Regions from separate parts of the Homo sapiens genome. Here all the other regions are linked to region 3. A link is a loop called in an ENCODE intact Hi-C map of the cell type or tissue named here. Cell type or tissue: PC-9. All regions are shown on one strand. Region 1 has its middle 37 kb from the start of ARHGEF10L. Region 2 has its middle 19 kb from the start of ARHGEF10L. Region 3 overlaps ARHGEF10L (Rho guanine nucleotide exchange factor 10 like).

Region 1 (2,500 bases), 86 kb after region 3:
CTGATCTCAGGTGATCCACCTGCCTCAGCCTCCCAAAGTGCTGGGATTACAGGCATGAGCCACTGGGCGCAGCCTAGGGTTGCTAATTATGGCAGCACCACCAGGCCCGTTCCAGCTGATATTCTCCATGTCAGACACTGTGAGAAGAATCTTATGAACATTTAATTTATTCCTCATATTGCTTCTCTGGGACAGAGACTACTATCATATAGCGTTACCTGTTTCACAGATAAAGAAATTGAGGCGGCCGGGCGCGGTGGCTCACGCCTGTAATCCCAGCACTTTGGGAGGCCGAGGCGGGTGGATCACGAGGTCAGGAGATCGAGACCATCCTGACTAACACAGTGAAACCCCGTCTCTACTAAAAATGCAAAAAAATTAGCCAGGCGTGGTGGCAGGCGCCTGTAGTCCCAGCTACTAGGGAGGCTGAGGCAGGAGAATGGCATGAACCTGGGAGTCAGAGCTTGCAGTGAGCGGAGATCATGCCACTGCACTCCAGCCTGGGCAACAAAGCAAGACTCCATCTCAAAAAAAAAAAAAAAAAGAAAAGAAATTGAGGCTCACAGAGTATGCAAATGGACCATGACCATTTCACTATAATTGGCCATATCAGTTAATTGTTGCTGCATAATAAACTAATCTAAATGGAATGACTTATAAAATGATAAGCCTCTATTACAGTTCAGGATCTGCAGGTTCGCCGTGTGGTTTTGCTGGCCAGGGTTGAGCTAGGTTGAACTCAACTGGACTTGGCTTTCTCAGGAGTCTGCTGTCAGCTGGCAGGCCTGATGGGGACAGGCTGGTCTAGGATGGCCTTGCTTGGGACACTCTCCTCCTCATGGTCTCTCATCCCCCTGCACTCTAACCCAGGCTCATATCACACCAAGGTCCGAGAGAGAGAATGTGGAAGTGGGCAAGACCTCTTGAGGGCCTGGCTTGGAAGCCACAAGTCCTCACTTCCATCACTTCGTATTGGTCCAAAAGAAGTGGAAAAATATGCCTCAACAATGGGAGAAATGAAGCATGGTGGCTATTTTTGACACGCACACAGTGGTTGGCTCAGGACTGGAACACAGACCCGTCACTTCACTATTATGTCATCCTGACCCTACTTCCAGCTCAAATTGCCAACAGGCACCTTGTTGAGGATGGAACTTGCACTTCTTCCCTTTCCAGCTCAGGCCCATAAACATTCTTCTGAGGATGAGTTACCCCACGGAGAGCTTCAGAGGCACAACTTTTTTACTTATTTATACCTATTTGCCTGGCCACCCATGCATTTATGAGATTCCTATTGCAGGAATTAAATTCACAGCACAGGCAGCTGGGGCACAGGCAAGACATCACAGAAAGGAAAGCAAGTACGAGGAGGCCTTGGATCACATGGCTTGGCAGGGGCCCAGTCCCCAAGGGCCCAGTCATGAGTATCATGGATCATTCCCATTTATAATGCTGTCCTCACGAAACCATCTCCGCAGAAATCGGTCGAAGAAGGCAGCAGCTGCAGCCCCAAGGACTGGGAAACCACAGAGGGTTCTTCGATGCGCATGGCGCCCCCTGGCGTCGTGCACTGAGCAGCACCTCCAGGACTGCGGGGACTGTATGAAGGGCATGATCCTGTGCCCCTTACCCCGCCCCATAGGCAGCCTCTGGGCTTGCAGGTGTGGACCTTGAACCAGTCACTCAGTGTTCTGGAGCCTCAGTTTTCTTGTCCACTAATCAGGATTATGATGCTACCTCTCATCCTGGCTCCGAGGAATCAATGAAATAAAAGGTTAGAGCCTGGTGGTGGCCACAGAGCATCTTTTCCTCCATCCAGAGGTCAGTAGCTCCACCTCCCCAATCAGAAACAGAAACATAGCCAGGTGCGGTGGCTCACGCCTGTAATCCCAGCACTTTGGGAGGCTGAGGCAGGAGGATCACAAGGTCAGGAGTTCGAGACCAGCCTGACCAACATGGTGAAACCCTGTCTCTACTAAAAATACAAAAATTAGCCAGGCATGGTGGTGGGAGCCTGTAATCCCAGCTACTTGAGAGGCTGAGGCAGGAGAATCGCTTGAACCCAGGAGGTGGAGGTTACAGTGAGCCGAGATCGTGCCACTGCACTCCAGCCTGGGCAACAGAGCAAGACTGTGTCTCCAAAAAAAAAAAAAAAAAGAGGAAGAAAGAAACAGAAATATGAATGCCAACCAATGTGGAACTCAGGGTCAACCCTCACCATTAGTCTCAGGGTGCTCACCTGGACAATATACTCTTGTATTGCTCAAGTAAAAATCACATAGAAACCCTGCAGGAGATAAAAGATTTCTTTGTTTTGTGTGTGTGTGTGTGTGTTGTGTGTGTGTGTGTGTGTGTGTGTTTGAGACAAAGTCCCTTTGTCACCCAGGCTACCCAGGCTGGAGTGCAGTGGCGTGATCTCAGCTCACTGCAACCTCCACCTCTCAGGTTCAAGCAATTCTCCTGCCTCAGCCTCGATCCACCTGCCTCGGCCTCCCAAAGT
Region 2 (2,500 bases), 68 kb after region 3:
TAAGTGCCCAGTAATTTGCCAGACAGTGGTCATGCAAATGAAAGAGGCTGCCTCCAAAAACATCGAGCTCTACGCCTGCAATCCCAGCACTTTGGGAGGCCGAGGCGGGCAGATCAACTGAGGTCGGGAGTTTGAGACCAGCCTGACCAACATGGAGAAACCCCGTCTCTACTAAAAATACAAAATTAGCCGGGCGTGGTGGCGCATGCCTGTAATCCCAGCTACTCGGGAGGCTGAGGCAGGAGAATCGCTTGAGCCTGGGAGGTGGAGGTTGTGGTAAGCCCAGATCATGCCATTGCACTCTAGCCTGGGCAACAAGAGTGAAACTCTGTCTCAAAAAAACAAAACAAAACAAAACAAAACAGTGAGCTCTCCATTCCCGGAGATAGTCAAGCTGTGGCTAAACAGCCACCTGTCAGAGGTTCATGGCCTGGATGACCTTCAAAATGCCTTCCAAATGTGAGCCCATAAAATCCCCCTGTGAAATGGCTCCCACCAGCTGCATTCCTCCTCCCTGCTGAGGCCCGGATGGCATGGGAGAGAGCCGAGTGGAAAAGCAGGGGGAAACAGCCTGGAACAGGCATGGAGGACCAAGGAAGGAGCCCTGGGCGGGGAGTCAGCCAGTCCGCCTTCCAACCCCAGTTCCAGCACCAATGCATCAATCCACCTCAGTTACTCCCTCTCCTCCAAGCCTCAGTTTTCCCAGCTGTAAAATGATGCCATTGAACTGAAGCCATCTCAAGCTGCATCCCTCACTCTGTGACCCTAAGAAGGAAGTGAGGGAAGTCCCCCCTACACACGCCCTTGCAGTCCACCTCTGCCGTTCTCACTCCAGGTTGCCGTGACCTGCCCTGCTAGGTGGCTGTAGGATCGGGGTCACACCCATAGAGGCACCCAGCACGGTTCTCCTCACAGAGTCCATCCCAAGGTGTCCCCAAGCTCCAGCACCTGCTGGGAGGGAGTAGGGTGCCCCAGGGCCTGACACACAAGGGTGTCAATGACAGCTGAGACCCCTCCCCCACGACCTCCAAAAGATTCTCCTCCAATTTAGCGAGGGGCAGAGATGGTTAAAAAGAGAAAGGAAACTGACCTCAATCCTGTGCAGTCCAATCGCAGTCCTCCGGGAAGGGAGCACAAGTGACAGGGGCAGCCCCCTTCTACTGGGAAGGGTCCCGTCTGTCAGTTGAAGTAGCAGGCAGGAGCCCAGAGGGTGAGTACGCTGGCTCCCCGGGCTGGGCCCACACAGAGCCCAGGTGTGTGAGTCACTCACTTGCCCGACCTGCTGGGCGGGCAAGGGCGGTAAGCAGGAGGACAGGAGGCAGCCCTGGCAGTCCACGAGGAAAAGCTAGACTGAGTCAAGCCAGCCGGGGCTGAGCCATCCATCAACCAGCCTGGGAGGACCAGGAAGCTGGCCTGGGTGAGGAAGGGAGGGGCAAGAACCAAGATGGGGAATCCAGAGGGGGGTGCCAAGTAGTAGGGCTGAGCTCCGACCACTGCCCGCTGGCCTGGGAAGGCACACAGGGCCTGGGTACAGGGCAGGGTTGGAGGGTCACCCATGGGCTGCACCCCTTTTAGCCAGAGAAGGTGGAAAGGAATATGCTTTGAAGTCAGAAAGATCCAAGTGCCAATCCCCGCCCTCTCCAGCCATGTGACATCATGCAACCGGCCTTGTCTCTCTGAGCCTCAGTTTCCTCTTTTTTTTTTTTGAGATGGAGTCTCTGGTCATCGCCCAGGCTGGAGTAAAATGGTGCGATCTTGACTCACTGCATCGCTGCAACCTCCACCTCCCAGGTTCAAGTGATTCTCCTGCCTCAGCCTCCCGAGTAGCTGGGATTACAGGCACCCACCACCATGCCCAGCTAATTTTTGTATTTTAGCAGAGATGGGGTTTCACCAGGTTGGCCATGATGGAGTTTCCTCCTTTTTTTTCATTTTCTTTTTTTGAGGCAAGGGCTCTCTCTGTCACACAGTGGCGGGATGATCAGATCACGGCTCACTACAGCCTCAAACTCCAGGGCTCAGGTGATCCTCCCACCTCAGCCTCCCAAGTAGCTGGGACCACAGGTGCATGCCACCACTCCTGGTTAATTTTTGTATTTTTTGTAAAGACAGGGTTTCACCATATTGCCCAGGCTGGCCTCGAACTCCTGGGTTCAAGTGATCCTCCTGCCTAGGCCTCCCAAAGTGCTGGGATTATAGCTGTGAGCCACGTGCCCATCCAGTTTCCTCCTTCTTAACCTGGGGTGATTATAATAGTCCCTACCTGATGGGGTTTTTGTGAGAATTAAATGAGACTGTGTAGGGAAAGGGCTCCTGGCTCCGAGAGAATTGGCCCTAATGGTGGCTCTGATTATGCTGATGCCTTTTTTTTTTTAGACAGAGTTTCACTCTTGTTGCCCAGGCTGGAGTGCAATAGTTCGATCTCGGCTCACCGCAACCTCCGCCTCCCAGGTTCAAGCGATTCTCCTGCCTCAGCCTCCCGAGTAGCTGGGATTACAGG
Region 3 (2,500 bases):
TACCTCTGCTCAGGGGCTTCCTCAGCAGGCACTCCCCCTGCCCCTCTGCCATCCTGAATGGAGAATTTCCATTCACTCGCTGAGCCAGGACCTGGCCCAGAAGTCTTCCCTGACGACCCCATCCTTGCTCCCCTCCAGTCAGTGTCCCAGCTCCCTGGGCGTCCGTCTCTGTCCCACTCTGACGCATCTGCATCTCCCACCAGACTGAGTTTCTCCACAACTTCACCCCTGGCCCACCCTGGAGATATAAACCCTTGGAAGACTGCAGCCATCACGGCCCTTCCCAGCCCAGGTGCAGGACGAATGGCTGCTGATTCATTTCAGGTCCCTAATCAGGAAGGAGAGGCTGGCCTCTAATTCTCACCTTAATTACATAGTAGCAAGCTCAGGAGAAACCCTCCCCAAGTCCACCCACTCTGGACAGCAAATGAGCACATGAAGGACTTCTCCTCTGGGGGCCTGGGCCTGCAACCTGCATCTCTGAAACCTCCCGTTGGGTGACACCACCCTGAGAATTAGCCCCTCTTGCTCAGTTTGGGGCACCCCAGGAAGACAAAGCAGGGCTCAGACATGCCTCCCCTCACCAGGGTAGTGAGGATTTAAACTCAGGGTTCCAGATGCTTGGGCCATTCATTTGGAGCCTAGACCCCTCCACTGCTTAGGCAAGGAGGCTCTAAACACCTGGTCCTGAGAGGCCTCAGCTCCCACCACCTCCAGTTACCCAATTACCCTTCCAACCCAGACCTGACTTGCAGAAGACAAAGAAGAACTGTGATAAAAAGCAAATGCCTTGATTAGGCACCTACCACGAGGCTGGGCATCTTACCCGATAGCCCATTTTACAGATGAGAAAACCAAAGGGGGACTTGACTGACATGAGGACCTGTGGCCAGTGTGGGGGCCACAGCCAAGACGCAGGCCCTCACCCCAACATCCAGGCTCCTAACCACTAGGCTACACTGCCTCTGACAGGCTCCCAGGCACAGAGGGCAGGGTCCCTAATAGCAACTGTCATAGGAATGGGAATGATATTAACAAGACAAATGGCAACTGCAAAAATAATTACAATGGGCTGCACCCCCCCCACCCTCAAACCCCCCCAACCTCCCCCACTACACACACACACACACACACACACACACACACACACACACACACACACACTGGGGACCCTCCAGCTGTTTGCTTCTCCAAGACAAACCCAACAGAGGGGGTGCTCTCATTGTTTCCCCTTCAGCCGCAAACAGACTGACACTTGGAGAGTTTCTGTGACTCCTCCAAGGCCACAGAGGTAGGGTTTGGAGCCAGGCCTGCCTCCTGCGGTTTCAGAGGTTTGTGGGCAAAATAAAGGAAAAAGTACCATGAGTTTCTGGAACTGACCTCTTCCCCCAGGGCACAGGGCCTCAGTGAAATGCTTTCCTCCTTAGCCAAAGACCAGTCGGGTCCTCTGGGCCTCAGCTCCACCCCATCCCCACCCACTGCCCGGTGTCTCCCTGTTTCCAACCGCCAAAGCAAAGGAGCAAGGTTCACTTACCCTGTGCCGGGTGGAGCAGCTGCTGGGTCTGGGTCTGCAAAAGAAGAGCAGACAGAGAGCCTGTCAGGCCAGAGGCTGGCCCCAGGCACTCAGGCCTTCCCCGCCCCTTTCCCAGCCTCCCCAGGGGCGCCGCAGACAGGGCCTGGCCAGTCTGGGTGCCTGCTGAGCCCCGCCTCCCTCCCCCAGCCCTGGCTCAGTCATCAGCTCCCCTACCTGGCCTGCACCACCCCCACCCACCCCGTGGCCCACTTCCCAACTCCAGCCAGAACCCGTGGCAGCCACCCTGCCTGCTCTGGGCCTGCCCTCCACCCCCAGCTGCTCCAGGAGCCCGCTGTCCCCAAGCCTGCAGGAAGTTCCAGCTGGTCCAGTCCCCAGATTCTCTCTCTCAGATAACAGACTCTAAGAGCCCAGAAGCTGCCATTTAACACCAGCTTATCAGGGCCCTCCTGCCCCCCAGGGTTGCCAGCTCCCCAAGGCAGACAGGAGAGGGAACCTCTGGGAGGCTGCTCTTCTGGCTGGTGTGGATTCTTTAGGAGAAGCTGCAGGGAGGACTTCAGAGACACAAGCTCTGGGCAGCAACTGTCTCCAAAGCAAAACTCAGGCCAACCACTTCCATTTACAATGTGCCAAAGTGCGCCAGATGTTGCAGGAATGCTAGGAATTTCCAATTCACCAGGGAAGCCACAGACTGCAGCTTCTTCCCACTGGCTTTTCCCTTCCTGCTTTCTGGGGACAGCGGAGGGGCCACCAGGCATCCCTGAGAGCCTGGAGCTTCCGCCCAGTTCTCCATGCTCCCTGTAGCCCCAGGACCGGAAGTTCCCAGAAACATCTTACCAGTGACAGGGATGGAGTCCAAGTGGATCAGTGGGGGGTCTGTGTCCCTCTCAGGAGCAAGGCTGGGGACGCCCAGGGCTGCGCTGGTGTCCTCTTCATCATCACTGTCATCAAACTCAAACGCCTCTCCTG

What was found. Hi-C counts contacts between places; a loop is a spot of excess contacts. Peaks named below come from ENCODE experiments on the same cell type or tissue, not always from the same donor. Only the 100,000 strongest peaks of a DNase experiment are listed, where the experiment ranks them.
Region 1: a loop joins it to region 3, with 4 times the contacts of the local background. A loop is called at or near these places in 11 of 110 quality-filtered maps.
Region 2: it touches region 3 in a loop (2.0-fold over the local background); 15 of 110 quality-filtered maps call a loop at or near these places.

What each region holds. Positions count from the first base shown.
Region 1 is chr1:17,501,554-17,504,053 of GRCh38, reverse strand. No RefSeq gene overlaps it. Among named protein-coding and RNA genes, the nearest start is that of ARHGEF10L, 37 kb to the left of the region's middle. In PC-9, a CTCF peak has its summit at 1,552 (motif pointing left); a DNase peak (open chromatin) is centred at 1,573.
Region 2 is chr1:17,519,049-17,521,548 of GRCh38, reverse strand. It overlaps a transcript of ARHGEF10L not described here. Among named protein-coding and RNA genes, the nearest start is that of ARHGEF10L, 19 kb to the left of the region's middle. RefSeq lists an enhancer at 1-259. In PC-9, no CTCF peak of the experiment used is centred here; a DNase peak (open chromatin) is centred at 1,308; H3K4me3 peaks cover 936 bases; H3K27ac peaks cover 1,110 bases.
Region 3 is chr1:17,587,514-17,590,013 of GRCh38, reverse strand. ARHGEF10L (Rho guanine nucleotide exchange factor 10 like) reads right to left here. Exons shown (of 29, transcript NM_018125.4): 3 at 2,369-2,500; 4 at 1,535-1,568. Among named protein-coding and RNA genes, the nearest start is that of ARHGEF10L, 49 kb to the right of the region's middle. RefSeq lists enhancers at 1-110, 677-1,242. In PC-9, no CTCF peak of the experiment used is centred here; a DNase peak (open chromatin) is centred at 1,353; H3K27ac peaks cover 1,269 bases.